Regions from separate parts of the Homo sapiens genome. Here region 2 is linked to region 1. A link is an interaction called in ENCODE POLR2A ChIA-PET data of the cell type or tissue named here. Cell type or tissue: OCI-LY7. All regions are shown on one strand. Links, peaks and the distances in the headings refer to the core of each region. The heading gives the core; the rest is flanking DNA.

Region 1 (16,352 bases), core at 6,682-11,681:
AAAAAAAACATTAAAAAATAAATTAGCCAGGTGCAGTAGCTCACACCTGTAATCCCAGCACTTTAGGAGGCCAAGGCAGGTGAATCACCTGAGGCTGGGAGTTCGAGACCAGCCTGACCAACATGGAGAAACCCTGTCTTTACTAAAAATACAAAATTAGCTGGGCGTGGTGGTGCGTGCTTGTAATCCCAGCCACTCGGGAGGCTGAGGCAGGAGAATCGCTTGAACCCGGGAGGCGAAGGTTGCCGATGAGCCGAGATTGTGCCATTGCACTCCAGCTTGGGCAACAAGAGCAAAACTCCATCTCAAAAAAATAAATAAATAAATTAGTCGGGGCTGGGTGCAGTGGCTCACGCCTGTAGTCCCAGCACTTTGAGAGGCTGAGGTGGGCGGATCACGAGGTCAGGAGATCGAGACCATCCTGGCTAACACGGTGAGACCCCATCTCTACTAAAAATACAAAAAAGTAGCCAGGTGTGGTGGTGGGCGCCTGTAGTCTCAGCTACTCGAGAGGCTGAGGCAGGAGAATGGCGTGAACCCAGGAGGCGGAGCTTGCAGTGAGCCGAGATCGCGCCACTGCATTCCAGCCTGGGGAACACAGCAAGACTCCATCTAAATAAATAAATTATAATAAATAAATAAATAAGTCAGACATGGTGGCATGTGCCTGTAGTACCAGCTACTTGGGAGGCTGAGGTGGAAGGAGCACTCGGCCCAGGAGGTTGAGGCTGCAGTGAGCTGTGACTGTGCCACTGCACTAGTCTGGGAGACAGAGTAAGACCCTGTCTCAGATAAATAAATAAATAAACAAACACCAAAGTCTCAAAATCTGGACCCAGCCTAGGCCACCACCACTACTGCCTCCTACCAACCACACATCTGAACCATCCAATTGACCTGCATCTCAACGAAGAGCCTCTTGGAAATCAGCAGCGGCTGGCAGAAAGGCTTTAGCTGCTGTCGTCTTCCATCCCACCTCCCCACCAAAATACCAGGACCTTCATCTCTGTTTATGAATGATGATGCTTTCGGTTTTGCAAAATGTATGCTCATCACCAGAAATAAAAAAGTGATCCCAGAAACTGGAAAGCACCAAAAGGGATTCCGACTTCAAAACCCAGTACTGCAATGAATAACGGCAAGCTGATACAGTTTGGATGTTTGTCCCCTCCAAATCTCCTGTTGAAATGTGATTCTCAATGATGGAATGGAGCCTGGTGGGTGGGAGGTGTTTGGGTTACACTAGCATTCCTCATGAATGGCTTGGTGCCCTCCCAGCGGTAATTAGTTCACATGAGATCTGGTTGTTTGAAAAGGAGTCTGGTACCCCCCGCCCCCACACTGCTCTCTCTAGCCATGTGATATACCAGCTCCCCTTCCATTCCACCATAATTTTAAGCTTCCATAGGCCCTCACCAGAAGCAGATGCTGGAGCTAGGCATGTACAGCCCTGAATCATGAGCCAAATAAAACTCTTTTCTTTATAAATGATCCAGCCTCAGGTATTCCTTGACAGGAACACAAACTAACAAAAAGGCCCACTATCACCCCTGAGAGGGGTGCCCTTTACTCCATCCTCCCACCTGCCCTGTACTGGATCTGACCGGACATTCAGCTAGCCCTGTATTCTGGAAAAGCCAGGGGCATCCATCCTTCCCAGGGAGAAGTGGTATCTAGATGCAATCTGATTCCTCCTTTCCACCTTAAAGACAATCAGGGAGATGATCAGATATGGCAGGAAGGAAAACCCTGAGGAGTTGGCAGGCAGAGTGAAACAAAGACAAGTGCAATATCCACTGAACAGTTAGGCCCCTTTCCCTTGCCAAAGAGAAGTGCACCCATGAGGAAAATAGATTTTCCTACAGCTTTGTATTAGCAATGTCAAAGGACATGACCAGTAGCTGGCTTCAGACCAGCCCAGAGAGGTTAAGTCTCATATTGTGAAAAAGAGAAACAGACTAGGCTGGCTCCATATGGTCCCATCTCAAAGAGACTCAGATCAGCCCAGCAGACTCTGAACACCTCTCACCTCGTCTACTCCACTCCATGGATCTCAAACTCAATGGGTGACACAAAAACAGTTTTTACTAGGCAGGCATGGTGGTATACACCTGTAGTCCCAGCTACTTGGGAGGCTGAGGCAGGAAGATCATTTGAGCCTATGAATTCAGGGCTGCAGTGAGCCGTGACCACTCCACTATACTCCAAGCTGGGCAACAGCGAGACCCTGTTTCAAAAAAAAAAAAAAAAAAAAAAAAAAGCCAGGCACTGTAACTCGCGCCTATAATCCCAGTACTTTAGGAGGCCTAGATGAGAGGATTGCTTGAGCCCAGGAGTTAGAGACCTGCCTGGGCAACACAGGGAGACCTTGTCTCTACAATTTTTTTTTTTTTTGAGACGGCGTCTCGCTCTTTCACCCAGGCTGGAGTGCTAGGGCGCTACCTCAGCTCACTGCAAGCTCTGTCTCCCAGGTTCACGCCATTCTCCTGCCTCAGCCTCTCGAGTAGCTGGGAGTACAGGCGCCCACCACCGCGCCCGGCTAATTTTTTGTATTTTTAGTAGAGATGGGATTTCACCGTGTTAGCCAGGATGGTCTTGATCTCCTGACCTTGTGATCCACCCGCCTTGGCCTCCCAAAGTGATGGGATTACAGGCATGAGCCACCGCGCCCTGCCTCTACAAGAAAATTTTAAAAATTAACCAGGCATGGTGGTGTGCACCTGTAGTCCCAGCTACTCAGGAGACTAAGGTGAGAGGATCACTTAAGCCTGGGAGGTCAAAGTTGCAGTGAACCATATCATGTCACTGAACCCCAGCCTGGGCAACAGGGCAAGACCTTGTCTCAAAAAAAAAAAAAAAGGTTTTTATTAAAGAAAAAAGAACATACGGCTAGGCATGATGACTCATACTTGTAATCCCAGCACTTTGGGAGGCCGAGATGAGTGGACTGCTTGAGCTCACTTCAAGACTAGCCTGGGCAACATGGCAAAACCCTGTCTCTACAAAAAATACAAAAACGGCCGGGCGTGGTGCCTCACGTTGTAATCTTACTACTTTGGGAGGCTGAGGCAGGCAGACTGACTGAGCTCAGGAGTTCAAGACCAGCCTGGGCAACATGGCGAAACCCCATCTCTACTAAAAATACAAAAAATTAGCCAGGCGTGGTGGTGTGCGCCTGTAATCCCAACTACTGGGGAGGCTGAGGCACGAGAATAGCTTGAACCCGGGAGGTGGAGGTTGCGGTGAGCCGAGATCGTGCCAGTTCACTAAAGCCTGGGTGACAGAGTGAGACTCTGTCTCAAAAAAAATAAAAATAAAAATAAAAATAAAAATAAAAATACAAAAACTAGCTGAGCATGGTGGCATGTGCCGGTAGTCCCAGCTACTTCGGGGGCTGAGGCAGGAGAATCGCTTCAGCCTGCAAGGTTGAGGCTGCAGTGAGCCATGTTTGCACCACTGCACTCCAGCCTGGGCAACAAAGTGAGACCCTGTCTTTAAATAAAAAAAGAACATATGAAGCAAAGGATACTAAGTCCAACACATGGCGTAACAGACCACATCCTAAGACTACCTAAAAGACAAACATGAGGATTTCCTGATACAGGGCCATTTGCTTTGGTTTATTTTGTTTTAATTACATTTATATTTTTAAAACAGATAACATATTCACAAGAAAGAAAATTCCAAAGGCTTGTGAGTGAAAATTTTTCTTTCTCAGTCCTGGCTCCCGCCACCCATCCCTTCCCAAGGAACAGCAAATATTACAAGTTTTTCTGTAGCTTTCCAAAGATGATCTATACATATACAAGTAAATACAGATATGTTTGTTTTCTCTTTTTTTTGCACATTTGGTAGCACATCATATATTTCCATGCTTTATATTTTTAATTTCCCAATATATCCTACAGATGATTCCAAATTGGTACCTAAAGAGTCCCCGGCCAGGAGCAGTGGCTCATGCCTGTAATCTCAGCACTTTGGGAGGCCGAGATGGGTGGACTGCTTGAGCTCAGGAGTTCTAGACGAGTCTGGGCAACCTGGTGAAACCCTGTCTTTATTAAAAATACAAAAAAACTAGCTGGGCGTGGTGGCATGTACTTATAGTCCCAGCTACTTAGGAGGCTGAGATGGGAGGATCGCTTGAGCCCAGCAGGTTAAGACTGCAGTGAGCAGTGTTTGTGCCACTGCACTCCACCCTGGGAAACGAAGCAAGACCCTGTCTCAAAAAAAAAAAAAAAAAAAGTGCTGGGCGCAGTGGCTCACGCCTGTAATCCCAGCACTTTGGGAGGCCAAGTCAGGCGGACCACGAGGTTAAGAGATCGAAACCAGCCTGGCTAACATGGTGAAACCCCGTTTCTATTAAAAATACAAAAAAATGAGCCGGGCGTGGTGGCAGGCACCTGTAATCCCAGCTACTCCGGAGGCTGAGGCAGGAGAACGGCACCAACCCAGGAGGCAGAGCTTGCAGTGAGCCGAGATCTCGCCACTGCACTCCAGCCTGGGCGAAAGAGCAAGACTCCGTCTCAAAAAAAAAAAAAAAAAAAAAAAAAAAAAAAGAGTCCTTACCAGGCAGGCTGGCTCATGCCAGTAATCCTAATACTTTGGGAGACTGAGGCAGAAGGACTGCTTGAACGCAGCAGCTTGAGACCAGCTGGGGCAATGCGGTGAGACCCCGCCTCTACAAAAAATGAAAAATTAGCTGGGTATGGTAGCTTGTATCTGTAGTGCCAGCTAAAGGGGAGAATGAGGTGGGAGAATCACTTGAGCATGGAAGGTCAAGACTGCAGTGAGCCATGATCATGCCACTGCACTCCAGCCTGGGCAGCAGAATGAGACCTTGTCTCCAAAAACAAAACAAAAAAAAGCTCATAAAAGTCTCTTTTCTCCACTACCAACTCAGTGCAAAAGTTGAAAGAGCACACCTAGAACAAACAAACAAAATTAAGAATCAGTTTGCACTTGACAGGAAATTATTTTTCCTGTACATTAAGAGGTAGAGCTACAGATACTACAGCTACAACTACTTAGCCAAGGCCAGATGCTCATATAACAAAGAACACAGCCACACAGTATGCAAAGAAAACTGCCACACACGTTCTGATTAACAATGAAAAACCAGTTTTCACTCAGATCAATCAAAGGGGGAAAAAAGTAAGATTCCTGACAATTAGTTGAATCCTAAGCATCCTAGATTGAAAGTATTAGAAATCAGTCTACTAGAAAAAAATCAGTGATTCACATTAAACATTGATTAGAAAAGACGTAAGGTCTGAGTGTAACTCCCTGTTTGGGGAAAGCCAGCTGCCTTCTCTGTGTCATAGGCACAAAGAGCAGGAGGCCAAGAAAAAAACACAAGGACTTTTCCTGACCCCATGACGTGTCAGGGAAGCCTGGATCATGTCACTTCTGCTGATTCAAGGGACCAATGGACTTAAGACCATTTTCTGGAACCCATCAGTTCACGGCAGAAGCTCTGTCTCCCCAGTTGCAGCCAGTCCAGGTCTAGGTATGAGCTGCTGGGCAGAAAATAGCTGAAATTAGCCAGGTGTGGTAGCACATGCCTATAAATTAGCCAGGTGTGGTAGCACATGCCTATAATCCCAGCCACTTGAGGGGCTGAGGTGGGAGGAGAACTTGAGCCCAGAAGGTTGAGCCAACCAGAAGGTTGAGAAGGTGGTGCCAAGATCGCGCCACTACACTCCAGCCTGGGTGAAAAGCGAGACCCTGTCTCAAAAGAAAAATAATAGATGATAAAAATAAGGCTGGGTGCAGTGGCTCACGCCTGTTATCCCAACACTTAGGGAGGCCAAGGCAGGCTGATGGCTTGAGCCCAGGAGTTCAAGACCAGCCTGGGCAATGGCAGAACTCTGTCTCTACAGAAATTACAAAAAATTAGCTGGACATGGTGATGAGCTCCTGTGGTCCCAGCTACTAGGAAGGCTGAGGATCACCTGAGTCTGGGAGGTCGAGGCTGCAGTAAACTGTGACTGAGCCACTGCACTCCAGCCTGGGTTACAGAGTGAGACCCTGTCTCAAATATATATATAAATAAAAAATAAAGAAAAGAAATTGCTTCAATCACATTCCACGTGGGAGGTCACTTAAAAACTTTGATCTTTTTTATTTATTTTATTTTTTTTTTTGAGACGGAATCTCACCCTGTTGCTCAGGCTGGAGTGCAGTGGCGCAATCTCAGCTCACTGCAACCTCCACCTCCCGGGTTCAAGCGATTCTCCTGCCTCTGCCTCCCAAGTAGCTGAGACTACAGGTGTGTGCCACCACACCCGACTAATTTTTTATTTTTAGTAGAGACAGGGTTTCACCATGTTGGCCAGGCTGGTCTCGAACTCCTGACCTCAGGTGATCCATCCACCTCGGCCTCCCAAAGTGGGATTACAGGCGTGAGCCGCTGTGCCCGGCCAAAAACTTTGATCTTTAACACGATGAAGTAACAAAGGAGCCAAGGTTGGCAGCAGTCTTCCTCCCAGTACATGCCTGAGTCTGCTCAGCAAGGCCAATGGGAGCAAGGGCTACTGACGCGTATCCCTACCTGGAGCAAACTCAGGTCAGTTGACTTTGATGGCAAACAGTTCAAATTCCATTAATGACAATCACTTGTCAATTAATTTTTGGAATGGAAATGCACACCATCCTGGCCCAAGGGCTACCTTTCAGGATCCTCCAACCAGTAGCATGGCTTGAGGTAGGCAGCTAGCAAACAAAGTCCTCCCCAGCCTCTCTGCTACCACCATGACTCTCAACCCCAATTGGATCAGGAGAGCAGAACAAATGTTCTCTTAAACAGTGACTCACCAGGAAGTCTGTTCATGTTGACGCCTTGAGCCGAGAGTCCTATTCCCATGTAACTTCAAAAAAAAAAAAAAAAAAAACACAAAATTTTTGGTTAGCAAATGCTCATGCGTCTCCCTTCTCAAACATTTATTGGTAAAAGACAGAAAAATGAGAAAAGCAATGAATGTAGAGGCTCTTATAACATACTAATGGTTCTTGGAGAAACCTGACATTTTGATTTGCTAATGGAAAGCATCTTAGTGCCTCACCCAGCTAGAGAAAACAGAAAGTTGCGTGTGTTGTGTCACTATGAACCACCGGCTTCAATTTCAGAGGAAAGTGTCATGAATTCATGGCTTCCAGTCCTTTGGCATTCTGGCTGTAGCTAAGGCACAGAATCTATTCCTAAGATGTGCCTAAAGCATCTCAATCCTAGGTAGTGCTTTACAGAGCAATGCACGATTGTTCCACAGGGAGAACCCAGTCTGCACCAAAGACCAGGACATGGTAAAGCCAAGTTGGATCTACATAGGATCATCAATCAAGACTGCTCAAACGAGCTTGTTCTCTGGGTCTCAAAATTCATTACCTTCCCCGCATACATTCACATTGGCCTCCCAAACCACACAAAGCTGGGAGTAATGATGTGTGAGGCCCCCAGAGACCCCCTCACTCCTCCCACTCTTTGAAGAGTGGGGCTTATTCTCTTTGAACCCTGACTTAGTTGTGATCTCATTGGAGTATGCAACCTGGGCTCCTGTGGGGCTGCTCCCTGTGTCATTGACACCTGGAGGTAGAATGGCACCCAAATGTGGGTGTCAGCTTCCTCTGGCTGCTCTCCCCTTAGACAATCCACTCAGATTCTCAAGTTGAGGCAGAGGCTCCCAGGCCATCTACTAATAAATACCATCTTACCTTTGCACTTGGGACTTTTTAAGTTAATGCTGGAATGAGTTAAGACTCTGGGGGACTAGTGGGAAGGGATGATTGTATTCTGCAATGTGAGAAAGACATGAAATTTGGGGGGCCAGGGTAGAATGATATGGTTTCGATGTTTGTCCTCTCCAAATCTCATGTAGACATGTAATACCCAATGCTGGAGGTGGGGCCTGGTGGCAGGTGTTAAGATCATGGGGATAGATCCTTCATGAATGTCTTGGGGCAGTCCTCACAGTAATGAACGAGTTCTTGCTCTATGTTCCTGCGAGATCTGGTTGTTTAAAAGAGTATAGCACCTCCCCCCAACTTGTTCCCGTTGTTGCCATGTGACATGCTGGCTCCTAGTCAACATCCACTATGACTGTAAGCTTCTCCAGGCCTTTGCCGGCACCATGCTTCCTGTAAAGCCTGTAGAATTGTGAGCCAATTAAACCTCTTTTCTTTATAAACCTTCTTTTCTTTACCCTGTCTCAGGTATTTCTTTATAGTAATATAAAAAAGGCTAATACACTGCCCCTGCCAGTCCTTTATTGGCAGTAAATGCCCTTTTGCCTTTCTCTGGGTTGCTGCACCACTATATTTGGGGGAGCAGCCTCTACTACCAAAATAAAGGGTCAGGCAGGGAGGGAAGGCTCTGACCTACTCACCTGCCTCTGAAATCAGCTATCCCAATCATGCTGGGCAGGAACAAGGAAAGGAAACAACCCAGCATATGGCCCTGATAACGTGGCCCACATGGCTTAGGGAAAAAGGTAGAGAAGGGAAAGGAGCAAAGCAAAAGGAACAGCACTTCAAAGAGGGAGTTTCATAGTTCGAAGGGAACTTGTCTTCTGCTTTGTTTTAAGCAGCATTTGAGACAGAGTTGGATCCTTAAAGGTCAAAGACATGAACCAATATAGCCTGTAGCTGGACAGGACTGCTCAGTCATTCCCAGAAACACACAAACTGCCTGCCTCCTCCTGCCAGAGGGGCTAGCTTCAAGGACCATCAGGAGCAGAAGCTGTCTTAGCCTGCTGGCAGAATTCCCATTAGATTAAAACTTGCACATTTTTCCAGAAAAACTGCAGCCCAAATAATCAGCTTCCTGACTTTACATGGCAGAGGCTGCCAAAAGTCAGTCTCCATTCCTTCAGTACCTCAGCTGACCAAGCAGCAAACGACCCCAGCTGCCCTGCAGTCAGCAGTCCAACAGGCACAAGTGCAACAGTCAGGGCTTTCCCTGATTTAGACAACAGCCACTCACCATGCCCTGTTCAGAGGGGCCTGGGGCTATGCCCAACACCACATGTCATCCCATCCCCAGCACATAGGCTTCCTGACACTAGGTAAGGGTTTATGTTTGGAGCACATGTGCAAACGGGGAGGTCAAAGGTCACTCAAGAAGAGTTATGCTTGGTCGCTGCAACAGGGCTCTGGTTCCACAACATTCTATGGGAATGGGGAATCACTAAAGCACCTGTGCTCAAAACACAACTTGCTTAGGCCTCCCCACAGGAGACGCCTCTCCCTTCTCCAGCAGCTAGCCCTCAACACCTTCCTACAGACTCTGCTCCACAGGTAAGATGGTGTTTATTAGTGGATGGCTCGGGAGCCTCTGTACAAACCCCTGCCTCGACTTGAGAATCTGAGTGGACTGTCTAAGGGGAGAGCAGCCAGAGGAAGCTGACACCCACATTTGGGCACCATTCCACCTCTAGGTGTCAATGACACAGGGAGCAGCCCCACAGGAGCCCAGGTTGCATATTCCAATGAGGTCACAGCTGAGTCAGGGTTCAAGGCGAATAAGCCCCCACTCTTCAAATACTGGGTGACATTAAGTCTTTTCCAAAAGCATGGTGTTTTAAAGCTACCAAAAGATGCACTCTTCTATCTTCCAGAAACTCTTCATAAACTTAAAGACTATCATCCAACCAATCTGAGAGAAACAAAGCAGACCCTGTGAATACACTAAAAAACACGAATTGTACACTTTAAATGGTGACTTGTATAGCATGTTAAATTACATGTCAATAACACTCAAGAAAGTAGGAATAAAAGGAAACTACCTTAACACAACAAAGGTCATATATGAAAAACCTGGCTGGGCACAGTGGCTCACACCTGTAATCCCAGCATCTTGGGAGGCTGAGGCGGGTGGATCACTTGAGGTCAGGAGTTCGAGACCAGCCTGGCCAACATGGTGAAACACCGTCTCTACTAAAAATACAAAAATTAGCAGGGTGTGGTGGCACACGCCTGTAATCCCAGCTACCAGGGAGCTGAAGCAGGAGAATCGCTTGAACCCTAGAGGCCGAGGTTGCAGTGAGCCAAGATCAGGCCACTGCATTCCAGTCTGGGTGACAAAGAGAGACTCCGCTTCGAAAAATAAATTTAAAAAAACCCCACAGCTAACATCATACTCAATGGTGGAAGACTGAAAGCCTTTCATCTAAGATGCCTGCTTTCACCACTTCTATTCAAGACAGTATTGGGAGTTCTAGATGATGCAATCAGACAAGAAAAAGGAATGAAAGGCATCCAAATTGGAAAGGAAAACTATCTCTGTTCACAGATGACATGTTCCCATACGTAGAAAACCTTGCCAGGTGTGGTGGCTCATGCCTGTAATCCCAGAACTTTGGGAGGCTGAAGCAGGAAGATCGCTTGAGCCCAAGAGTTCGAGACCAGCCTAGGCAACACGGCAATATCCTGTCTCTACAAAAAATTAGGTGGGCATGGTGAAGTGCACCTGTAATTCCAGCTGCTTAGAAGACTGAGGTGGGAAGATCACCTGAGCCCAGGAGATCAAGACTGCAGTAAGCAAGATTGTGCCACTGGGTGACAGAGTGAGACTCCGTCTAAAAAAAAAAAAAAAAAAAAAAACTGGAAAGAAAAGAAAGGGAAACTCTAAAGATTGCACAAAACAAAAAACTTGCCGGGCGCGGTGGCTCACACCTGTAATCCCAGCTCTTTGGGAGGCCCAGGCGAGCGGATCACAAGGTCAGGAGATCAAGACCATCCTGGCCAACACGGTGAAACCCCGTCTCTACTAAAAATACAAAAAATTAGCCAGGCATGGTGGTGGGTGCCTGTAGTCCCAGCTACTCAGGAGGCTGAGGCAGGAGAATGGCATGAACCTGGGAGGCGGAGCTTGCAGTGAGCCGAGATCACACCACTGCACTCCAGCCTGAGAGACAGAGCAAGACTCCATCTCAAAAAAAAAAAAATTAGAATTGGCCAGATGCAGGGCTGGGTGTGGTAGCTCACACCTGTAATCCCAGCACTTTGGGAGGCTGAGGTCGGCGGATCACCTGAGGTCAGGAGGTTCAAGACCAGCCTGACCAACATGGTAAAAACCAATCTCTAATAAAATACAAAAAAATTAGCCGGGTGTGGTGGAACATGGCTGTAAACCCAGCTACTTGGGAGGGTGAGGCAGGAGAATCGCTTAAACCTGGGAGACAGAGGTTGCTTTGAGCTGAGATCAGGCCACTGCACTCCAGCCCGGACAACAGACACGGACTCCATCTCAAAAAAAAAAAAAAAAAAAAAAAAAGAATTGGCCAGGTGTGGTGGCTCATGCCTGTAATCCCAGCACTTTGGGAGCTAAGACAGGCAGATCACCTGAGGTCAGGAGTTCAAGATCAGCCTGGCCAACATGGTGAAACCCTGTCTCTGTTAAAAATACAAAAATTAGCCGGGCGTGGTGGTGGGCACCTGTAATCCCAGCTACTTGGGAGGCCAAGGCAGGAGAATCACATGAACCTGGGGGCAGAAGTGGCAATAAGCTGAGATCGAGCCACTGCACTCCAGCCTGGGTGACAGAGCAAGACTTTGTCTCAAAAAAAAAAAGAAAAAGAAAAAGAAAAAAAAAAAGAACTAATAAGTTACTCTATTTCTCACTTTTCAGTTGTATTGCTACACACTTATAATGAACAATCAAAAAAAAATTGAGAAAACAATTCCATTTCCAATAGCATCAAAAGAATAAAATACTTAAGCTGGGCACGGTGGCTCACGCCTGTAATCCTAGCACTTTAGGAGGCTGAGGCAGGTGGATCACGAGGTCAGGAGTTCAAGACCAGCCTGACCAACATGGTGAAAACCCATCTCTACTAAAAATACAAAAATTAGCCGGGCGTGGTGGTGCATGCCTGTAATCCCAGCTATTCGGGAGGCTGAGGCAGGAGAATTGCAGGAACCCGGGAGGTGGAAGTTGCAGTGAGCCAATACCGCAGCATTGCACTCTAGCCTGGGGTACAAGAGCGAAACTCCGTCCCCCACCCAAAAAAAAGAAAAAAAATACTTAAAAGTAAATAAAGTAGGCTGGGCGCGGTGGCTCACGCCTATAATCCCAGCACTTTGGGAGGCTGAGGCGGGCAGATCACAAGGTCAGGAGATTGAGACCATCCTGACTAACATGGTAAAACCCCGTCTCTACTAAAAATACAAAAATTTAGCCGGGCATGGTGGCGGGGGCCTGTAGTCCCAGCTACGGGGGAGGCTGAGGCAGGAGAATGGCGTGAACCCAGGAGGCTGAGCTTGCAGTGAGCCGAGATCGCGCCACTGCACTCCAGCCTGGGCGACAAAGCGAGACTCCATCTCAAAACAAAACGAAAAAAAAAGTAAAAAAACTTAACCAAGGAGGCTAAAGACACTAAAAACTATAAAATGTTGATGAAGGAAATTACAGACACAAATAAATGGAAAGACATCCTCTGTTCACTGATTAGAAGACTCACTATTGTTAAGATGTCAATACTACCCAAAGTGATATACAGATTCAAGGCCATCCCTATCAAAATCCCAATGATGTTTTCCACAGAAATAGAAAAATCCATATGGAATCTCAAGGGACAGAAACAGTCAAAACAATCTTAAAAAGAACAAAGTTGGAGGGCTTACACTTTCTGATTTCAAAACTTACTACAAAGCTACAATAATAAATCAGTTTAAGACTCGCATAAAGACAGACCTACAGTCCAAGGAATAGAATAGAGATCCCAGAAATAAACCCTCACATGTATAGTCAACTGATTTCAACAAGGATGCTAAGACCATTAGATGGGGAAATGACAGTTTTTTCAACAAATAACGCTGGGACATCTGGATAATCACAAACAAAAGAACAAAGTTTGGCCAGGTGCGGTGGCTCACGCCTGTAATCCCAGCACTTCAGGAGGCCAAAGTGGGTGGATCACCTGAGGTCGGGAGTTCAAGACCAGCCTGACCTATGTGGAGAAACCCCGTCGCTACTAAAAATACAAAACTAGCTGGGCATAGTGGCGCATGCCTGTAATCACAGCTACTTGAGAGGCTGAAGCAGGAGAATCGCTTGAACCCAGGAGGCGGAGGTTGCAGTAAGCCAAGATCGCGCCACTGCACTCCAGCCCAGGCACCAAGAGCGAAACTCTGTCTAAAATAAAAAAAAAAAGAAGTTTTTTGCTTATATTACACCATATATAAAAATCAACTCAAAATGGATCAAAGACCTAATCATAAGAGCTAAAACTTCAACTCTCAGGAAAAGACATAGCAAGCTTCATGACATTGGATTTGGCAATAATTTCTTGGACAAAAGCACAGGCAACAAGAGAAAACATAGATAAAGTAAACTTCATCAAACTTTAAAACTTTTAGCTAGGAATGGTGATGTGCACCTGTAGTTCCAGCAATGTGGGAGGCTGAGGCAGGAGGATCGCTTGAGCCCAGGAGTTTGGGACTAGCCTGGGCGACACAGCAAAACCCCATCTCTAAAAAATGAGAGTGGCAAAGGCCTTGAGATGTTTCCCTAAAGAAGGTGTACATGTGGCCAGCAAGCACCTGAAAAGATGCTCACCATCACTATCGTTACGGAAATGCAAATCAAAACTACAGTGAGGGCAGGCACAGTGGCTCATGCCTATAATCCTAGCACTTTGGGAGGCCGAGGCAGATGGACTGCTTGAGCTCAGGAGTTCAAGACCAGCCTGAGCAACATGGCAAAACCCCATCTCTACAAAAAATATAAAAATCAGCTGGGCGTGGTGGTGCTTTTCTGTAGTCTCAGCTACTTGAGAGGCTGAGATGGGAGCACAGCTTGAGGCCCAGGAAGTTGAGGCTGCAGTGCCTCCCGCCATTGCACTCCAGAGCCTGGGTGACAAAGTGAGACACTGTCTCAAAATAAAAATAAAATAAAAATAGTCTGGGCGCAGTGGCTCATGCCTGTAATCCCAGCACTTTGGGAGGCCAAGGAGGGCTGATTGTTTGAGACCAGGAGTTCGAGATCAGCCTGGGCAAAATGGTGAAACCCTGTTTCCACCAAAAATACAAAAATTAACCAGACATGGTAGTGCACACCTGTAGTCCCAGCTACTCAGGAGGCTGAGGTGGGAGGATGGCTTGAGCCTGGGGTGGGTGGAGGTTGCAGTGAGCCGAGATGGCACTACTGCACTCCAGCCTGGGTGACAGAGCCAGACCTTGTCTCAAAGAAAAAAAAAAAAAAACACAGCGAGATACCACTTTGTACCCTTTGAGCTGCCAAGAATGAGACAAAAATAAATAAGGAAAGGGCATAACAAAAACCTCAAACTCATTCTCCTGTACACATACTGCAGTATCTTTGCATCTATGGAACAGGAAGAATCCCCATAGGAGGCCACTGACACTACCCTTCCTCTATTGATCTCTGCAGGCACCTGAATATGGCTGAGTTATTAGGAGCTCTTGGGTCCTTGCTAACGTTGAGTAATTCAGTAAAAACAGGTGTGATAAATTTCTTTTCATAGAGGTTCTTCCAGTCATTCATGTCATCAACAAAAATGCCCTGTACCCAGTATGATGCTGGGGACATAAGGGTGGGGGCCTGGGCTCAATCCTTGCCCTCCAACAGTTCTAATGTCAAGTCAGGGCAAGCCAGAGAGTCAAGGTGTGCTGACTCAAAATGGGGAATTCCCTCAGGAAGTGAAGGCTGAGCCAAGGCCTGGTAAAGTAAATGACAGGAGAAAGAGGATCATGGTCCACTCAAAAACAGCAGAATGTGGGCCAGGCACGGTGGCTCACGCCAGTAATCCCAGCACTTTGGGAGGCCAAGGCAGGTGGATCACGAGGTCAAGAGATCCAGACTATCCTGGCCAACATAGTGAAACCCCATCTCTACTAAAAATAAAAAAATTAGCCGGGCGTGGTGGCGGGTGCCTGTAGTCCCAGCTACTCGTGAGGCTGAGGCAGGACAATCACTTGAACCCGGGAGGCGGAGAATGCAGTGAGCCGAGATTGCGCCATTGCACTCCAGCCTGGCAACAAAGCTAGACTCCGTCTCAAAAAACAAACAAACAAACAAAAAAACACAGCAGAATGTGAAAAGGCATAGAGGCAAGAAAGCAGCCACGTGGTTGGGGAACTAAGAGAAGTTTAGTATGACTGGGTTACAGTCTGGGCAGACCTAGAAAGACAGACAGCTGGATCTGGAAATGGGCTGTGCATGCACAGCCTGCATGCTAGCTTAAGGAGTCTGAACTTCATGAGAGGTAAATGGGAAGCCACAGAAGGGGCTAAGCTGGGGATGGTGGCTTCAGCCTATAATCCCAGCTACTTGGGAGGCCAAGGCGGGAAGATCATTGGAAGCCAGGAGTGCAAGACCAGCCTAGACAACATAACAAGACCACCTCTGTCTCTAAAAAAAAGAAAGGGTACAGCTGATCAAACAGCTGATATTTGAAAAATGGATTGAAGAACCAAAACTGGACACTTCCAGAGTCATTCCCATGGAAGATGACAAGGGTGGGACAGGAGCAGTGGGATGATGTGGAGACAGGCAAGTGCTCTTTAGAACACAGTTAATTTATTGGGTGGGGGAGGAGCTAGAGAAGCCCAAGACACTGCCCAGCACAACCAGGCACCAAGGAAAGGTCAATTCTCTGAGACCCACTTGGAAATACTGGAGCCAAAGTGCTCAGTCAGAGTTAGCAGCAGCCATTCTCCAGCTGTGCTCTCTAGCCCTGGCATTGATGCCACGCACACACATCTCAGAACACAGCTCCAAGGAGCAAACACAGTTTACAATCCTAGACTCCAATCTCACCTCTGCCACTGAGTTCAACACATGCCCACTGGCATGTCCCATGTGCTCTCAGAGCCTGCTTTATCAGCTATTACCTTGAGGCTGGAGAGCCCCCAAAGCAGCCATTCAACAGGATCAGACAAACGAGCACCTGAGCGCAGTGCCGGAGGCTGAAGGTGGATGATGGGACAACCCCACTTTGTCCATTCATTCATACACTGGAGGATCTTCCAGCATCAGGATCTGGTAAGGAAATGAGGCCATTCTGGAAGGCCTGGATCTCAGGACATCTAAAACAAACACCTGTTTACTTGAGATTACCAAGGAGAAAGGAGGTGAATATTTGCTTCCTTGTTGGTAATGGGCCAGGCTATGCTAGAAACACTCACAGATACAACCTGCCTGGGTCAGCCTGGGAGGGAGGGCGGCAACAAGGGCTTTTACTCCCGGAGCAGGTGACTAGAATAGATAGAGCAGCTTAGCTCCCAACACTTCTCTACCAGGGCCTTCTTTTCTAACTGCAGGATATATTTCAGGAGCTGGGGAGAGGGAATTATTTACGCTATGACACAGGTGAAAGTAAGGTAAAGCCATCTGATTT
Region 2 (16,352 bases), core at 5,962-10,961, 240 kb before region 1:
GGGAGTGTAGTGGAAGCCAGATCACAGGGGCCGCAGAATAAGTGCAAGATAAGGAGGTGAGGTCATCTGAGGCCAGATCTCCTGGGCCTTGGAGGCCCTACCACATAGTATGGACTATCTTCTGGAGTGGGTGGGCATGGTAGGGGGAGGGAATTAATTCAAAAGATGTTAAGGAGAAAGAAGCAAGAGGACTGGGCAGCTAAAGGAAGGTGAGGGCAGGAGAGGGGGATGCCAAGGGCTCATGCATTTACACGTTCAGTTACTTGCTCATTCAACAAATATTTCTTGAACTCCCACTATGAGCCAGGCACCTTGATGATAAGGACTTCTGTGGTTCCTACCCGCACACTACTTAGAGACAACACAGTCAGGCAGGGTCAGGCCCATGAGCACACATGGTGTGCACACTGCTGCCTGGCCATGGTGAGCAGTATGAAAGGAGTCAATAGGAGGCTGGAACAGAGGGTGTCTGCAGAGAAAGTACTCAGAAGATGCCTGGCTGAGAGGTGACTTTAGGGGTGGGCAGAGGCCAATTGGTGCCAGCTTTGAGAACTCCAGAAAACCCCAGTCTCTAGCTCAGGTGGATGCCTGGGTAGACAGTGGTGCTTTGTAGGGATGGGGACAATGCTGAGGACTGGTGAGTCAACCAGAAAGCAGCCAGGGGCTCTGAAACAGGAGAGGGCTCTGGGCACAGAGGGAAGTTTGGGATGGTCAGCAGTGAATGGATGGGAGCCCTGAGACTGGATGATATTTTAGGGTAGGGTGAATAAAGAGAAGAACTCAGCCCCTGGAAGTCATGCCCAGGTTTAAGGACTTCAGAGAAAAGGGCACTGACCGGCCCAGTGGCTCATGCCTGTAATCCCAGCACTTTGAGAGGCCAAGGTGGGTGGATCGCTTGAGGCCAGGAGGTGGAGGCCAGCCTGGCCAACATGGTGAAACCCCATCTCTACCAAAAATATAAAAATTAGCCGGGACATCTCTACCAAAAATATAGAAATTAGAAGGCGGAGGTTGCAGTGAGCCGAGATCACGCCACTATACTCCAGCCTGGGCAACAGAGGGAGACTCCGTCCCCCAAAAAAAAACAAAAAAGAAAGAAAGAAAAGGGCACTACAAAGGAAGCCCAAGAGGAGGGGCTGGAGAGTGGAGAACTGTGAGGCAGAGGTGGCTCAAGCCTGTAATCCCAGTACTTTGGGAGGCCAAGGTGGGAGGATCGCTTGAGCCCAGTTAGAGACCAGTCTGAGCAACATGAAGAAAGCCCATCTCTAAAAAACCGACCAAACAGGCTGGGCGCGGTGGCTCATGCCTGTAATCCCAGCACTTTGGGAGGCCAAGGCGGGCAGATCACGAGGTCAGGAGATCGAGACCATCCTGGCTAACATGGTGAAACCCCATCTCTACCAAAAATACAAAAAATTAGCCGGGCGTGGTGTGGGCGCCTGTAGTCCCAGCTACTCGGGAGGCTGAGGCAGGAGAATGGCATGAACCTGGGAGGTGGAGCTTGCACTGCATTCCAGCCTGGGCGACAGTGACACTCTGTCTCAAAAAAAAAAAAAAAAAACCCGACCAAACAAAACCAAGCAAACAAGCAAAACACACAAAAAAACAGCCCTCAGGACTGGTGGGGGCGGGGTACAGATATTCAGGGACCTCTTACTGTCCCTGAAACCATTCCTGGGTAGGTCTGACATACATGAGGGCTGCGGGAGTGCAAGGCCTGGAGAAGCCTCAGGGGTGTCCAGGTTGGAAGGGCCAGGGGTGTCTGATTGATGGGAGGAGCGGGGGAGTGGAACTGGCCCTTTGACCCCAACATGGGGTCGACTCTCAGCCCCACCTTTACCGACTGTGTGGAGGGCCAGCATTCTAGCCCCGGCTTTGGAAAGGACTGGGTTGCCCAACACATGGCCCTGTACCCGGACCCTGCCAGCGTCCCCACCCCAAGACTGCCCGAAAACCAGTACCCAATGAGTGGGGAATGCATGACCCGGCTATGAGCCTGGACTTACCAGCCAGACAGTGGCAGAAAGGGCGGCCTGCCTCTACAGCGACGCTGAGGCTGGCTGAAATGGCAGGGCTGAAGGGCAGCGTCTGGACCCAGAAGGTGCCAGGCGGCTTCTGGACTCCCCAAGGCCTTCACAACAGCCCTGGATCCTTTCCACCAACCAGCCTAAGCCAGCAGTAGCAGCTCCAGGACCTGTTTCAGGTGGTCACGGACAGGGGGCCCGCAAGGTCTCCAGAGCCCGAGGGATCTGGGGAGGGGACAAGCAGGCGGGGCTCCCTGGCGCTCACCGTTTTAGGGTCTGCGTGAGAAAGCCTCCCTCACATCCCCCAGGGTCTGCCCTCCCTGCAAGCTGGTGGGCTGCGTGGGCCACCGGCCTGCCCCGTTATCCGAGAGGGCGGAGCGAGCCGTGGGCGCCTCTAGGGGTGCGGGAGCCGCGGGAGCGCAGGGGGTGGGGCCCGGCGGGCCAGGGGAGGGGCGGCGGGGCGGCGGGCGGAGGGAGGGGCCGGCGCCTGCGGCGGCGACAGCGGCAGCTGCGGCGCGACCAGGCCGGGCACCTCCGAGCGCAAGGACAGCGCGAGGTCCGCGCAGCCCAGCGCAGCCATGTGAGTGTCCCGCGCCGTTTCCGGGGCTGCAGGCCGGGCGGGGAGCAGGCGCGGAGGTTCTGGTGCCCCCCCGCCGGCGCCGCCCGGTGGGTCCGGGATCTGCGGCTCTGTCCCGCCTCACCCCATCTCCCGGACCCCGGCCGCGCCTTGTCTTTCCTCCCCTCCCCCCGGGCGTGGAGAACGCAGCTTCTCCCACAAAAGCCGCCGCCTCCGGGCCTGCAGAGCCTGGCGCTGCTGCCTTCCTCCCACGGCAAGGCCCTGGCGGCCGGTGCCCCGGGGCGCTGGGATGGGCCAGGCCAGAGAGCGGGCTCAAGGCGCCAGCCTGGGCCCTGGCACGCGCGCTCCCTGGGAGCCCTTGCTGCCTTCGCCGCAGGGGAGGCTGGGCTGGAAATGGGGAGGGGGCGACGAAGGGTGCGGGCCGGCCTAGGAGCTGAGCTAATCCTCCTAGCTCTAGGGGCCGGCCTAAGCGGCTTTGTGGCCGGCCCCGAGGTGACCGAGCCTGGGCTGGAGCCGGGCTCTCCGCCCAAACCTGGCGTAGCCGAAGCCGGAGAGGATCGTCCTTGTCGGGGAACGGAGCTTTTCCCTGGAAATGGAGGTTGGCGCAAGGTTCCTGCAACAGCCGGGCCTGGGCTCTCTGCAGAACTGGTTTGGGCAAGGGGCTGCTCACCAGGGCTAGAGGTCGGATTCAGTCCAGATTCAGCACCCTTTGTCCTCCTCTCCAGGGTGAGCCCTGAGTCCGGCCTCCCCTACAGACCCTCCCCAGCCAGTTCTAACGTGTGTCCAGGCTGGCCGCCCCAGCACCTACTGTGCGCAGCCTCGTGTAACAATACTTGTGCCCTGGCTGCAGTCTGCGGGGCCGCGCCCTGGGCCTGCCGCATTCGGCCAACGCACAGCATCTGAGGAGGGTTATGACCATCTGGCAGATGCAGAAACAGGCCCAGAGAGGTTAGTAGTATTCTCAAGGTCACACAGCTGGTTTGGGAGAAGCGAGGATTAGATCTGAGTCCTTGCCCCTGCGACACCCACCTCCGTGGTATTGGAGGGAGGAGAGGAATGATAATTGGGGGCTGAGGTACAAAATACTCCAGCGGGACAAGGAGGACTGGCATAGCTCCTTCTTCCACCGCCCTCTCCGGCTTGGGTCCTGTGACTGCGGCGGGAGAGAGGAGCAAGGTGAGCCGCCCCAGGGGTCTGGGTTTGGGTGCGGGTGAGGGGAGGACTCAGGACTCTGGGCTGGGTCCCGCTTGAGAGAAGCGGGCGGGGAGGGCGCGGGTGAGTCACGGCGGCCCCTCTGCGTCGCCGCTCGGACTCAGCCCTGGCCAGGCCCGGCCCGGGGGAGGCCGCCTGGCTCCCAGCGCGCGGCCAGGGAATGTAACCAGCTGACCAGGGAGGGGGCCGGCAGGAAGTGAGGCCACCCGACAGCCTCCGCCCGGTTCCGGGGTGGGGGGTCCGGGGCTGTGCCGCTCCCCCTCCCTCCTATACGCTTGGGCAGCTGCGAGATGACGTCAGCCGCCGGGTTTGGGGGCAGTTGCCATGGAGACAAGGACAGGCTCAGAAGGGACCCCCTTCTCCCTTGCAGCCGCCCCTTGCCCAGGTTATTTTTAGCCTCTGTTTACCTCGGTCGGGGCGGCCCCGGGGTGGGGCGGGGCTAGACCCGGGGACTCCCAGAGAGGCAGCTGGCCTGGCACAGTGCTGAGATGGGCAGCCCAGGTGGTGGGATATTCCGCCGCACCCGGGTGTGCCAGTCTTGGTGTGTAGGAAGTATAGCGGGGCTGCAAGATCTGGGGCCATGCGGACAGGTCAGGGCTCCTCCACTCACGGCCATCCTGACCTGGCTGTGCTGCAAGCCCCATAACCTTTGGAACCTTGGATCTGGGTTATTTCCCATCCTGGGAACAGACTATAGGGCTGACATGAGCCCAGAGAGTCCCCTGGTTCTTATCAGCCAGTCCCCCACCAGTTGAGGTGGCCCTTCTGCCTTAGCTCAAGGGGTTCAGCTCTTTCCCTACCTGCTCTCACCCAGCAAGGGCAATCTTGCCCGCCCATCTCCCGAAGCGGTCACTCAGATGGACATTATGATGGTCATTTGTACCAACAGTTAGACATCCTAGTTCCTATGGGACTCGGGGGATGGTGGCAGCAGAGGGCCAACCAGAGAGAGAAAAGTGATGGAACAGTCAGCGGTTTCCAAGTCCAGAATCCCAGGGGATCCCCACCCTGCACCATCCCAGGGAGCAGAGCCCCACTTGCTGATGGTATACGATACCATCAGCCAGTGGGAAGGGAGAGGGAGGATTGCATGTCGGGTAGGGGAGTTGGGGTGGACATAGACTTAAAATCCTCCCCACCAACAAACAGCTCAGGACCTGCTGTTCCTGTGTCTAGGCAGCCCAGCTTCCCCCACTGTTCCCCCCCTTCATCTCCCAGGTGCTACAGGACCCCCAGAGCGCTGTGGTGAGCCAAGCAGATATGCCCCAGGTCTCACAAGGTTCAGTCTGGTGGGAAGACAGGCCCTAAAGGAGAACTGACAACTGGGTTATGTGGTCTCGGGGTTCAGAGGGAGGAAGTCAAAAAGGGGGAACCAACCCAGGGCCTGCTTCCTGGAGGAAGAAGTCATAGGGTAGACTTGAGGAAGGAGAGGGACTTGGGGCTGAGTAGTGGGAAGAAGGAATAGGAGCGATGGGGGCTGCCGGTCAGATTCTGAAGAACCTTGCAGGTATTGAGAGAGGGTCTCAGTTGCTGGAACAGAGAAAGCAGGGGACTGGGAGGAGAGGAGTGGTTGAAAGAATGTGAGGGACAGGACAAATCCTGAAGGGCCTACGTGGGTCATGTTAGAGAGTCTGGGCTTTCTCCCTGGGACAAGAGTGGCTGTGGCTATTTCACATCAGTCTGAATAGAGTGATATTAAAGATTTAGAGTCCTGGGGTCAGACAGCCTGGGTTTGAATCATGGTCTTGACACTTACCACCTGTGTGACTGTTTTGTTTTGTTTTTTGAGACAGAGTCTCGCTCTGTCGCCCAGGCTGGAGTGTAGTGGTGAGATCTTGGCTCACTGCAAGCTCCACCTCCCGGGCTCATGCCATTCTCCCACCTCAGCCTACTGAGTAGCTGGGACTACAGGCGCCAGCCACCACGCCCAGCTAATTTTTTTTTTTTTTGTATATTTAGTAGATATGGGGTTTCACCGTGTTAGCCAGGATGGTCTTGATCTCCTGACCTCATGATCCGCCCTCCTCAGCCTCCCAAAGTGCTGGGATTACAGGCGTGAGCCACCGCACCCGGCCGTGTGACTGTTAAAAATAATAGCAGTTAGTATTTGTTGTGTGTTCACAGTTAGATGTTAGCTAGGCATGGTGGTGCATGCCTGTGGTTCCAGCTACTTAAGAGGCTAAGGCAGTAAGATTGCTTGAGCCCAGGAGTTCAAGGCTGCAGTGAGCTATGAACGCACCACTGCACTGAAACTGATCGCTTGAGCCCAGGAGTTCAAGGCTGCAGTGAGCTATGAACACACCACTGCACTGAGACCTGGGTGACAGCGTGAGACCTCGTCTTAAAAAAAAAAAAATTAGGTATAGTGAGTCCACCTCAACGTCCCTACCCCACATACAATTCTCCCTTCCCCAAACACTTCCTATAGAGGGACATCCTCATGAGAGGAGATCTCATTTCATCCTCCCAGCAGCCTTGGGAAATAGCTGTTGTTATTATTATTATTGTCCTCTTTTTACAGATGGGTGTCTGAAGCCCAAAAGGCTGAATAAGTGTCTTGCCCAAGGTCACACAGCCTCAGGTTTCTCAGGTGCGAAGTGGAGCTAATAGGACTTACCCCATAAGGCTGTTGCCAGGATTAAATGAGATGATGTTTGCTAAGCTCAATGCCTGGCATATAGAATGCTCTCAATAAAGGACAGTTTTTGGCACTGTCAAGTGGCTACAATTTTAAGGTCAGTGTTGTTACTGAATAATGAATGGATGATTGCAGGTTAGAGTGGAGACAGGAGGTCCCTCAGGAAGGTTCTAGCTCATCAGAAGCCCAGCTGTAGGGCTCGAGGGGAGAGTTGGTGATGGCTTGGACCTGAATTCTGGCTATAGGGGTAGAGGTGAGGGGGCAGATTGCAGAGAGATTTAAGAGCCAGACCTGGCAGGAGGGGGTGACCTGGCAGGAGGGGGTGACTGGTCATAGGGGCTAACTGAGACATCCAGGACGACTTCTAGTTTCTGTCTTGAACAACGGGGTACATAGATGGTGGAGTGTCATGGAGAAGTTGAGACTAGGGAGAGTCAGGTGGAAAGTGGTGAATTTGGTTTGGGAACCTCAAACCCAGCATGCACTATGACAGCGCACGCTGCATCTGGGGAGGCAGCAAGCAGGCAGTTGGATACAGAGGCCTGGTGCTCAGAAGAGTGGCTTGGGTGGAGGAGAGATAAGGAAGCTGGCAACATTTAGATGGCATTGAGCTGCGGGATCTGTGCACAGCCCAAGGGCGGGGAGGATAAGGCCCATTCGGGGATGGGAGGAAAGAAGGGGCCTCTGTGGGAAAGTAAGATATGCAGCCAGAGAGGTAGATAGAAAACCAGCGTATTGTCTCTTGAAATTCAGGGGAAGGAAGGGCTTAAAGAAGAGGAGGGGAACCACGAAGTCCAAAGCTTTGCTGAGATCAAGCAGGATAAGGATAAAACATGGGCACTGGGTTCAGCAACAGGGAGGTCACTGGTGACCTTGTCCAGTGGTGGGTACAGAAACTGGACCAGGGTGGGAAGAGGAGCAGGCGGGTGTAGTGAGAAAATGCAGGTAGACATCTCTTCAAGACACTTGGCTTTGAAAGGAGAGGAGAAAGATGGAGTAAGAAATGGGGTAGCTGGACAAAGACAGAAGGTCCACAAGCAGTCTTTTTTTTTTTTTTTTTTCTGAGATGGAGTTTTGCTCTTGTCGCCCAGGCTGGAGTGCAATGGTGCAATCTTGGCTCACTGCAACCTCCACCTCCCGGGTTCAAGCGATTCTCCTGCCTCAGTCTTCTGAGCAATTGGGATTACAGTCATGCGCCACCACGCCCGGCTAATTTTTTTTTTTTTTTTTTTTTTTTTAGTAGAGACGGGGTTTCACCAAGTTGGTCAGGCTGGTCTCGAACTCCTTACTTCAGGTGATCCACCTGCCTCGGCCTCCCAAAGTACTAGGATTACAGGCATGAGCTGCTGCACTGGGCTGAGTCATTTCTTTTTTGTAATTTTTTTTTTTTAAGAAAGAATCTTGCTCTATCACCTAGGCTGTAGTGCAGCGCGACCTCAGCTCACTGCCTCCTGGGTTGAGCAATTCTCATGCCTCAGCCTCCCGAGTAGGTGGGACTACAGGCCATGCCACCACACCTGGCTAATTTTTGTATTTTTAATAGAGTCAGGGTTTCACCATGTTGGCCAGGCTGGTCTCAAACTCCTAGCCTCAGTGATCCACCTGCCTCAGCCTCCCAAAGTGCTAGGATTACAGGCGTAAGCCACCGCACCGGCCCAACATTTTGTAATTATTTACAACCAATTTTACATTGAAATATAATAGGCACACAAAAAGTGTGTATGTCCTAAGTGTACAACTCTGTACATTTTCATAAGAGAACACACTCATATAGAATCAGGAAATTTAACCCAGAGCAGGAAATAGGACATTACCAGCACCCTGGAAGACCCTTGTGGCCTCTTCAGTCACAACACCTGGAGGGAGACTCCCAGGCTGACTTCTATCACCATAGATTAGTTTTGCTTGCTTTTGAACTTATTATCAAGGTCATACATTTGTCCTCTCTTGGGTTTGCTCTCAGATCCACCCATATTGTTGCATGTCACTGTATATTTTTCATTCTTTTTGCTATGTGGTAATTCCATTATTCATTGACAGGCATCTGGACAGTTTCTAGGGTTTTCTTTTTTTCTTTTTTTTTTTTTTTTTTTTTTTTTGAGACAGACTCCCGCTCTGTCACCCAGCCTGGAGTGCAGTGGCATGATAGCAGCTCTCTGCAGCCTCTGCGTCCCAGGTTCAAGCGATCCTCCTGCCTCAGCCGCCCAGGTAGCTGGCACTACAGGCGTGCACGACCAAGCCCAGCTAATTTTTGTATTTTTAGCAGAGATGGGGTTTCACCATGTTGGCCAAGCTGGTCTCGAACTCCTGACCTCAAGTGATCCACCCACCTCTGCCTCCCAAAGTGTTGGGATTATAGGCATGAACCACCACACCCAGCCCGTTTTTATTTTTCATGTGGGAGTGACTTGAGCTTGTCTGAGACTTGTGGAGAAAGTCTGAAACACCCCAAAAGGAGAAAGATGACTAGGGTCACACTTGAGGATTTGCCAGGTGGGCAGTGAGGGCCTGGCCAAGGTTGAGGATTGCTCTGTGATTCCAGCCAGGCTGCTGTGCCAAGACCTCTGGCAACTCCTGCCAACCTGTGTGCAGGTGTAGAGAAGTCCAGGAGTTGGATTCCCCAGGGCTGGTTTCTGCCAGCTGGGAGAGAGGTGCGCAGTGCTGAGGATACTTGCAGCAGGCAAGTGATGGGATGGTGGCTGTGGATCCAGGCTGGGGAGGAGGCTGTGCAGGGAAGGTACAGAAGAGAAGGTAGGAGGGAGCTAGCAGAAAAAAAGAAAGCAGAGGCGGACTGTGAGCTCTGCACAGGGTGGTGTCTGTGAAATTCTGGGCTGTATCTCCAGTGACTGGCACATGCTTGGCACAAGGTTGCCACTCAGTGAATAGGTGAATAAATGGGTGAGGGCTCAAGGGGCCAGAGGTCTCAGGTAAAAGGCAGGTGAGGTGGGGGTGATGGAAAGCCTGAGGGTTGCATCAGTGTGGTTGTGGTTTAGGAGGGGGGCATTCCAAAGGCAGGTGATAAGGCTGGGGATGGCTGAAGGGACCAGAGAGGCCAGCGATAGGCAGGCAATCCATGGGAATGCACAGGTCACCAGTGTAGGGTGCAGGGTACCCAGGCTTCGCCTTCAAGGAGGAGGGGAGAATAACATATCTCAAACTGAGGTCCCTGGACCTCTTGCATCTGAATCTGTCGGGGGGAGGGGGAACTTGTGGAAATGCAGACCCCTGGGCCCAACCCAGCCTTTTGGGGAGAAAGTAAGCACAGTATGGGAGAACTGAGCCTCAAGGAGCAAGAGTGTTTATGGGATGGGGGAGCATCCAGCCCCTCCAAGGTCAAGGGAGGGATGGGCATGGTGGCATCTATCCAGGCTAGAGGTGGACATGGGATATTCAAAGAAGAGATAGGCTGGGCGCGGTGGCTCATGCCTGTAATCCCAGCACTTTGGGAGAATGAGGCAGGCTGATCACTTGAGGTCAGGGGTTCAAGACCAGCCTGGCCAACATGGTGAAACCCCGTCTCTATTAAAAATACAAACATTAGCCAGGCATAGTGGCGGGTGTTTGTAATACCAGCTATTTGGGAGCCTGAGGCAGGAGAATCGCTTGAATCTGAGAGGCAGAGGTTGCAGTGAGCCAAGATCGTGCCACTGCACTACAGCTTGGGAGACACAGAAAAAAAAAGAGAGGTACTGGGGATGGGGATCAGGATGGGAACGCAGAACCTGAGAGGCCCATGTGAGCTGGGGGCAGGAAGGATGGGGCATTAGCCTAGGATGCAGCTTGACTAGGGAGGAGGCCCTGGCTGGCAGCCAGACCTGATCCTTTCCCCTGGGTCCTGGGAAGAGGGGAGTGCTCAGGCTGAGCACTCCCTCTGTGGGAGTAGGGATGGGGTGGTGCATGGGGCTGTGGGACTCTGCATCCAGTTCCTTCTCTGCATCTCTCTTGGCGCAGCAGCACACACTATGGGGTGGATCTAGCCTCACACTTTCAGCCTCTCTTCTCAGCCTCAGTCCCCTGGTGATCAGTGCCCTAACTCTCCGCCCTCCATTGGCACAGCCCCTCCAATCAGCACCCTTAGCCCATCTTTCCACTCTTCAGCCCCCTACTATCCACCTTCTCACACTTAGAACCCCAGCTCTCAGCCCTCTGTGTGTTCAGCCTTAGCACTGCTCAACAGCCACTCTTTTTTGGGGGAGACGGAGTCTCGCTCTGTCGCCCAGGCTGGAGTGCAGTGGCGCCACCTCCCGGGTTCAAGCGATTCTCCTGTCTCAGCCTCCTGAGTAGCTGGGATTACAGGCGCGCGTCACCATGTCCGGCTAATTTTTGTATTTTTAGTAGAGACGGGGTTTCACCTTGTTGGTCAGGCTGATCTCGAATTCCTGACCTCGTGATCCGCCCGCCTCGGCCTCCCAAAGTGCTGAGATTACAGGCGTGAGCCACTGTGCCCGGCCTCAATAGCGACTCTTTAAGCCCCCTACTCTAATGTCTGATACTTCCTCCACTTAGCGTCTCCATTCTATCCCTTCATATTCATCCCCATGCTCAAATCCCTTTACGCACATTGCTGACCCCAGCTGAGCAGACCCCTCGCCCCCCGTCGGTCCCCTCCCCGAGGGGAACCCCAGTCACCGGTCCCGCCCCATCCAGGCGGGCTGAGTCAGGCGGCAGGAACTGGGCGGGGGGCGGCGCCGGGAGGAGCCGAAGCCGAGCCAGAGCCGCTGGGAGCGAGCCCGGAGCCCAGCCGGGCGGCTCGAAGTGGCCAGGGCCGGAAGGTCCGCGGGGGGCGAGCGCGGGTCGGGGGCCGTCCCGGACCCACCATGAACACCAAGAAGAGAGGTAGGACCCAGCTCGGGGCTGCGAAAGCTCAGGGACTGGCCCCAGGGGAAGCAGGCCGGGTTTGGGGGCCAGGAGTGTGTGTTTCGCCGAAGCGGGGTGGGGGTCTGCCGAGGAGCTCTCCCCGCCGATGCCGGGGTGGAGGCGCACGTCCGTGACTCAGTTTCCAGGTGGGAGCCTCAGGAAAGAGGAGGGGGCGGGGCCCTTCTCGGCATCGCGCCCAGCTCTGGGAATCCCCCTGCCTGGAGGGCGCCGGGACGCCCGGGCCGGTGGGGGCTGGGGGCAGCAGGTCACGCTGGCAGGCGGGGGGCGGGCGACAAACCCGCACCGGCTGGGCCTGTCGGGCAGCTCCGCAGGGCTCCGAGCGTGGCCCCGCCCCGCCCCGTGACCTCCTTGGGCTCCCGGGGTGGGGGGCCCCGAGCTCCGGGTGCCCTGGGGGGGGAAATCGGGGGCAGGGCTGGGGAGGCTGCCCCGCCCCCGGGTAAACAGGCGCTTCCGCACATTCTTCGCGCGCGCCGCCCCTTTCCTGCCCCTTCCCAGCCGGAGGAGGGTCCCCGCGCGACCCCCCTTCCTGCCCCGCGGCAGGCGGAGCCCGCACCTCGGCAGGAAGTGGGGGCCGAGCCGAGGCCACGCTGAGTCCGAGGCCGAGTCGCCTGCGGCTGTCCTGTCATTAGTGCCCGGGTCGGCGGGACTAGGCGGACCCGGCCGGAGCCCGCTGGGGCAGCTGTGCCTAGCGACAGGAAAGACCTGCGCCAGCCCTGGATCCCGCTGCGTGGGAGAGGGCTTCGGGGATCCGACTGGTACTGGACACCCCCCCGATCACCCGCAGGGAGCCCCGCGCGGACTCACTCTATGATGTCCCTGTCGGTGCGGCCGCAGCGCCGTCTGCTCAGCGCCCGGGTCAATAGGAGCCAGTCCTTCGCAGGCGTCCTCGGCAGCCACGAGCGGGGGCCCAGGTACGCGGCCGCGCAGGGTTGGTGGGGTCAAAGGGCGTCAGATGGGGCTGGGTCTGGGGGTGCGTAGTGAGAGTCTGGGGGACTCCTGCTCTCCTCTTTCTGAGGACAGCCTCTCCTTCAGGAGTTTCCCGGTCTTCAGCCCGCCGGGGCCCCCACGGAAGCCCCCCGCGCTCTCCCGAGTGTCCAGGATGTTTTCCGTGGCTCACCCAGCCGCCAAGGTGCCGCAGCCCGAGCGGCTGGACCTGGTGTACACGGCGCTGAAGCGGGGCCTGACGTGAGCAGCTCCTCTGTTCCCAGCCCTGTCCCGGGATCCCTCCCCAAGCCCGCATCCTGCTAGCAGGAACCTTCTCCAGCCCCATGCCCTCTCCCTGCTGTCTGCACCCTGGGCAGCATGAGGCTGGAGAGCCGAGTTCATTCTTGTGGTCGCCCCTTTCCTCAGGGCCTACTTGGAAGTGCACCAGCAGGAGCAAGAGAAACTCCAGGGGCAGATAAGGGAGTCCAAGAGGAATTCCCGCTTGGTGAGTGGCGGGAGGTACGGATGCCCTTTGCCTCTTTGGTGTGGAGGGCTGGGCAAGGGCAGCCCTGGGTGATATCTGGGCTATTTTCTGAAGTGATCTGGTTCAGGTGTGAGTAGAAAAGGGGATATCAGGAAAGGCTGAGGGGCTTTTCTATCCCCAAACTTTGCTGTGCATACTTTCTGCTTGGGACTCAGTACCTGCTCCAGGAGCTTCCAGTGGGGTAGGTGGGACCCCTACAGACATGGACAGCAGGAGATTCTGCTGCAGTGGTACTGAGCAGTGGTACTGCTGCATGGTGCTTCTTGGGAAGAGGTTAGGGCTTCCTGGAGGAGGGAACACTTCTGCCGGGGCTTGATGGGAGTTCCCCTGCAGAGGGAACCTTGCACAAGGAAGCAGAGAGCTCTCCCCAGGCGGCTGCAGGAAAAGGAATCCCAGGGAAGAGGTGGAAGGAGGGGTCCTGGAGGGGGCTGAAGGGACCAGATCTGTGCTACCAGCATCCACCAAGGGCTAGACCAGCAGGAAGGGGCGTCAGTTGCTACTGTGACAGGAGTGCTTGTGGACTGTGGTGTGAGAAAGGGGAGCTGTGACGAGTCTGAGTGCCTCTGCTGGAGTCCTCCTCATCCCTCCTAAATATTTGCCCCTTCTCCCCACCCCTGCAGGGCTTCCTGTATGATCTGGACAAGGTGAGTATGCATGGAATGGTACTGGAAGGGGTTGGCTCACAGGGAGGGTAAGGACCCTGGGCCTCAGGCCCCTCCTGACCCACCTCTCCCCCAGCAAGTCAAGTCCATTGAACGCTTCCTGCGACGACTGGAGTTCCATGCCAGCAAGGTACGAGTGCAGCATGTGTGCAGAGTGGGGTGGGGGGTTGGATATCATAGGGAGAAGAGGGGTGGTGCCAGGCCCTGGGTGAGCAACCTTAGAGGTGAGTAACCCCAGAGGTGAGTCTCAGTCCCCCTACTGTCACCCCACTCACCTTCCCAGATCGATGAGCTGTATGAGGCATACTGTGTCCAGCGGCGTCTCCGGGATGGTGCCTACAACATGGTCCGTGCCTACACCACTGGGTCCCCGGGAAGCCGAGAGGCCCGGGACAGCCTGGCAGAGGCCACTCGGGGGCATCGCGAGTACACGGAGGTGAGGGATGGGGGCCCATGAGGCAGAGGCACAGGGTGTGGCAGGGCTAGTGGCTGGCCCTTGACCCCCTCCTGTCCCTGCCCCTCCCTCCCAGAGCATGTGTCTGCTGGAGAGCGAGCTGGAGGCACAGCTGGGCGAGTTTCATCTCCGAATGAAAGGTACTGAGTTGTGGGGGCAGGTGGGGGGCTGGAGGGAGTATGCTGAAGAACCCCAATATGGCTCACCGACTTCTCCCCTTCTCCTCCAACTCAGGGCTGGCTGGCTTCGCCAGGCTGTGTGTAGGCGATCAGTATGAGGTATGAGAATGTGCAGGGAAGGGCTGGGTCGGTAGGGTCCCAACACCTAGGCTGCCTCATCCTACCTGTTCCCCCAGATCTGCATGAAATATGGGCGTCAGCGCTGGAAACTACGGGGCCGAATTGAGGGTAGTGGAAAGCAGGTGTGGGACAGTGAAGAAACCATCTTTCTCCCTCTACTCACGGAATTTCTGTCTATTAAGGTGATGTCTCTGCCCAGGACGGCAGGCCACCATGGCCCTGTGAACCCCTTGTGACCCCCATTACCCTGAGTCCCTTACTCCTGTGATCCCCTCATAGCTCCATAGCCCTGTGAAGATATGATTCCATGACCTTCATGATCTCTGTGGCCCTGAGAGGAACAATCTTTGTGACTCTTAGGACATCATGGCTTCCTGACCCTGTGACCTCCTCATGATCTTCTGACCCTGTGAATATTTGACCTCCTAAGCTCCCATGAGGCTGTGACCTCTATGACCTCAGTGACCCTACCATGCAGACCTCTGTGATTCCCATGCTCCCAGGCTGCTTCAAGCATCCATGGCTCCATGAGCATGCATGTGTCTGTCTATCTATCTAGGAGTTGGCGGGTCTCACTCTGTCACCCAGGTTGGAGTGCAGCAGTGCAATCATACCTCACTGCAGTCTCAAACTCCTGGGCTCAACCCATCCTCCCACTTCAGCCTCCCAAGTAGCTGGGACTACAGGTGCACCACCATGCCTGGCTAAAAATTTTTTTTTTTTTTTTTTTTGAGACAGAGTCTTGCCATGTTGCCCAAGCTGGTCTTGAACTCCTGGCCTTAAGTGATCCTCCTGCCTCAGCCTCCCATGACCATTTTATAAGTTCTATGCAAATTCAGACCTCAGATTTCCCATGATCTCATAGCCCCTGCACCCTTGTGACCCTACCATGCACTCTTGGCTACAGGTGACAGAACTGAAGGGCCTGGCCAACCATGTGGTTGTGGGCAGTGTCTCCTGTGAGACCAAGGACCTGTTTGCCGCCCTGCCCCAGGTTGTGGCTGTGGATATCAATGACCTTGGTACCATCAAGCTCAGCCTGGAAGTCACATGGAGGTTGGTGGGGCTGAGAGGCTTGGAGGAGGGCCAGGAGGGCTGTGGCACCTGCCAACAGCCTCTTCCCTTCCCAGCCCCTTCGACAAGGATGACCAGCCCTCAGCTGCTTCTTCTGTCAACAAGGCCTCCACAGTCACCAAGCGCTTCTCCACCTATAGCCAGAGCCCACCGGACACACCCTCACTTCGGGAACAGGCTTTCTATGTGAGTCATAGCCCAGGTCCAGGCCTCACCATCCCCCAGAGGCTCCCTGGGGGTGGTTCTGAAATGCCCTCTCCTCTTTCTCAGAACATGCTGCGACGGCAGGAGGAGCTGGAGAATGGGACAGCATGGTCCCTGTCATCTGAATCTTCAGACGACTCATCCAGCCCACAGCTCTCAGGCACTGCCCGCCACTCACCAGCCCCTAGGCCCCTGGTGCAGCAGCCCGAGCCCCTTCCCATCCAAGTTGCCTTCCGCAGGCCTGAGACCCCCAGCTCTGGGCCCTTGGATGAGGAGGGGGCCGTGGCCCCAGTCCTGGCAAATGGGCATGCACCCTACAGTCGGACTCTGAGCCACATCAGTGAGGCTAGTGTAGATGCTGCCTTGGCTGAGGCTTCAGTGGAGGCCGTTGGCCCAGAAAGCCTAGCCTGGGGACCTAGCCCACCTACACACCCAGCTCCCACCCATGGAGAGCACCCCAGTCCTGTTCCTCCTGCCCTGGACCCTGGCCACTCTGCCACAAGCTCTACCCTCGGTACAACAGGCTCTGTCCCCACATCTACAGACCCTGCCCCATCTGCACACCTAGACTCAGTTCATAAGTCCACAGACTCTGGCCCTTCAGAACTGCCAGGCCCCACTCACACCACTACAGGCTCTACCTATAGTGCCATTACCACTACCCACAGTGCTCCAAGCCCCCTCACTCACACTACTACAGGCTCCACCCACAAGCCCATAATCTCTACCCTTACTACTACAGGCCCTACCCTCAATATCATAGGCCCAGTCCAGACTACCACAAGCCCCACCCACACTATGCCAAGCCCTACCCATACCACAGCAAGCCCCACTCATACTTCCACAAGCCCCACCCATACCC

The links. Peaks named below come from ENCODE experiments on the same cell type or tissue, not always from the same donor. Only the 100,000 strongest peaks of a DNase experiment are listed, where the experiment ranks them.
Region 2: POLR2A ChIA-PET joins it to region 1 with 6 read pairs; 3 of 35 experiments call an interaction of 5 or more read pairs at or near these places.

Annotation. Positions count from the first base shown.
Region 1 is chr16:67,765,221-67,781,572 of GRCh38, forward strand. RANBP10 (RAN binding protein 10) reads right to left here. Exons shown (of 14, transcript NM_020850.3): 3 at 6,814-6,866. Among named protein-coding and RNA genes, the nearest start is that of RANBP10, 33 kb to the right of the region's middle. RefSeq lists an enhancer at 16,240-16,352. In OCI-LY7, for the core only: no CTCF peak of the experiment used is centred there; no DNase peak of the experiment used is centred there.
Region 2 is chr16:67,526,311-67,542,662 of GRCh38, forward strand. It overlaps RIPOR1 (RHO family interacting cell polarization regulator 1), which reads left to right and starts at 2,519. Exons shown (of 22, transcript NM_024519.4): 1 at 2,519-2,604; 2 at 12,114-12,240; 3 at 12,362-12,514; 4 at 12,680-12,758; 5 at 13,418-13,441; 6 at 13,536-13,589; 7 at 13,743-13,895; 8 at 13,990-14,053; 9 at 14,148-14,191; 10 at 14,269-14,394; 11 at 15,120-15,268; 12 at 15,343-15,472; 13 at 15,557-16,352. The coding sequence starts at 12,137. It overlaps LOC100505942 (a long non-coding RNA gene), which reads right to left and starts at 2,435. Exons shown (of 2, transcript NR_104656.1): 1 at 2,007-2,435. RefSeq lists silencers at 2,476-2,585, 2,616-2,845, 3,846-4,125, 10,984-11,263, 11,484-11,993 and enhancers at 11,774-12,395, 12,144-12,213, 16,202-16,251. In OCI-LY7, for the core only: a CTCF peak has its summit at 10,689 (motif pointing left); DNase peaks (open chromatin) are centred at 6,071 and 8,318.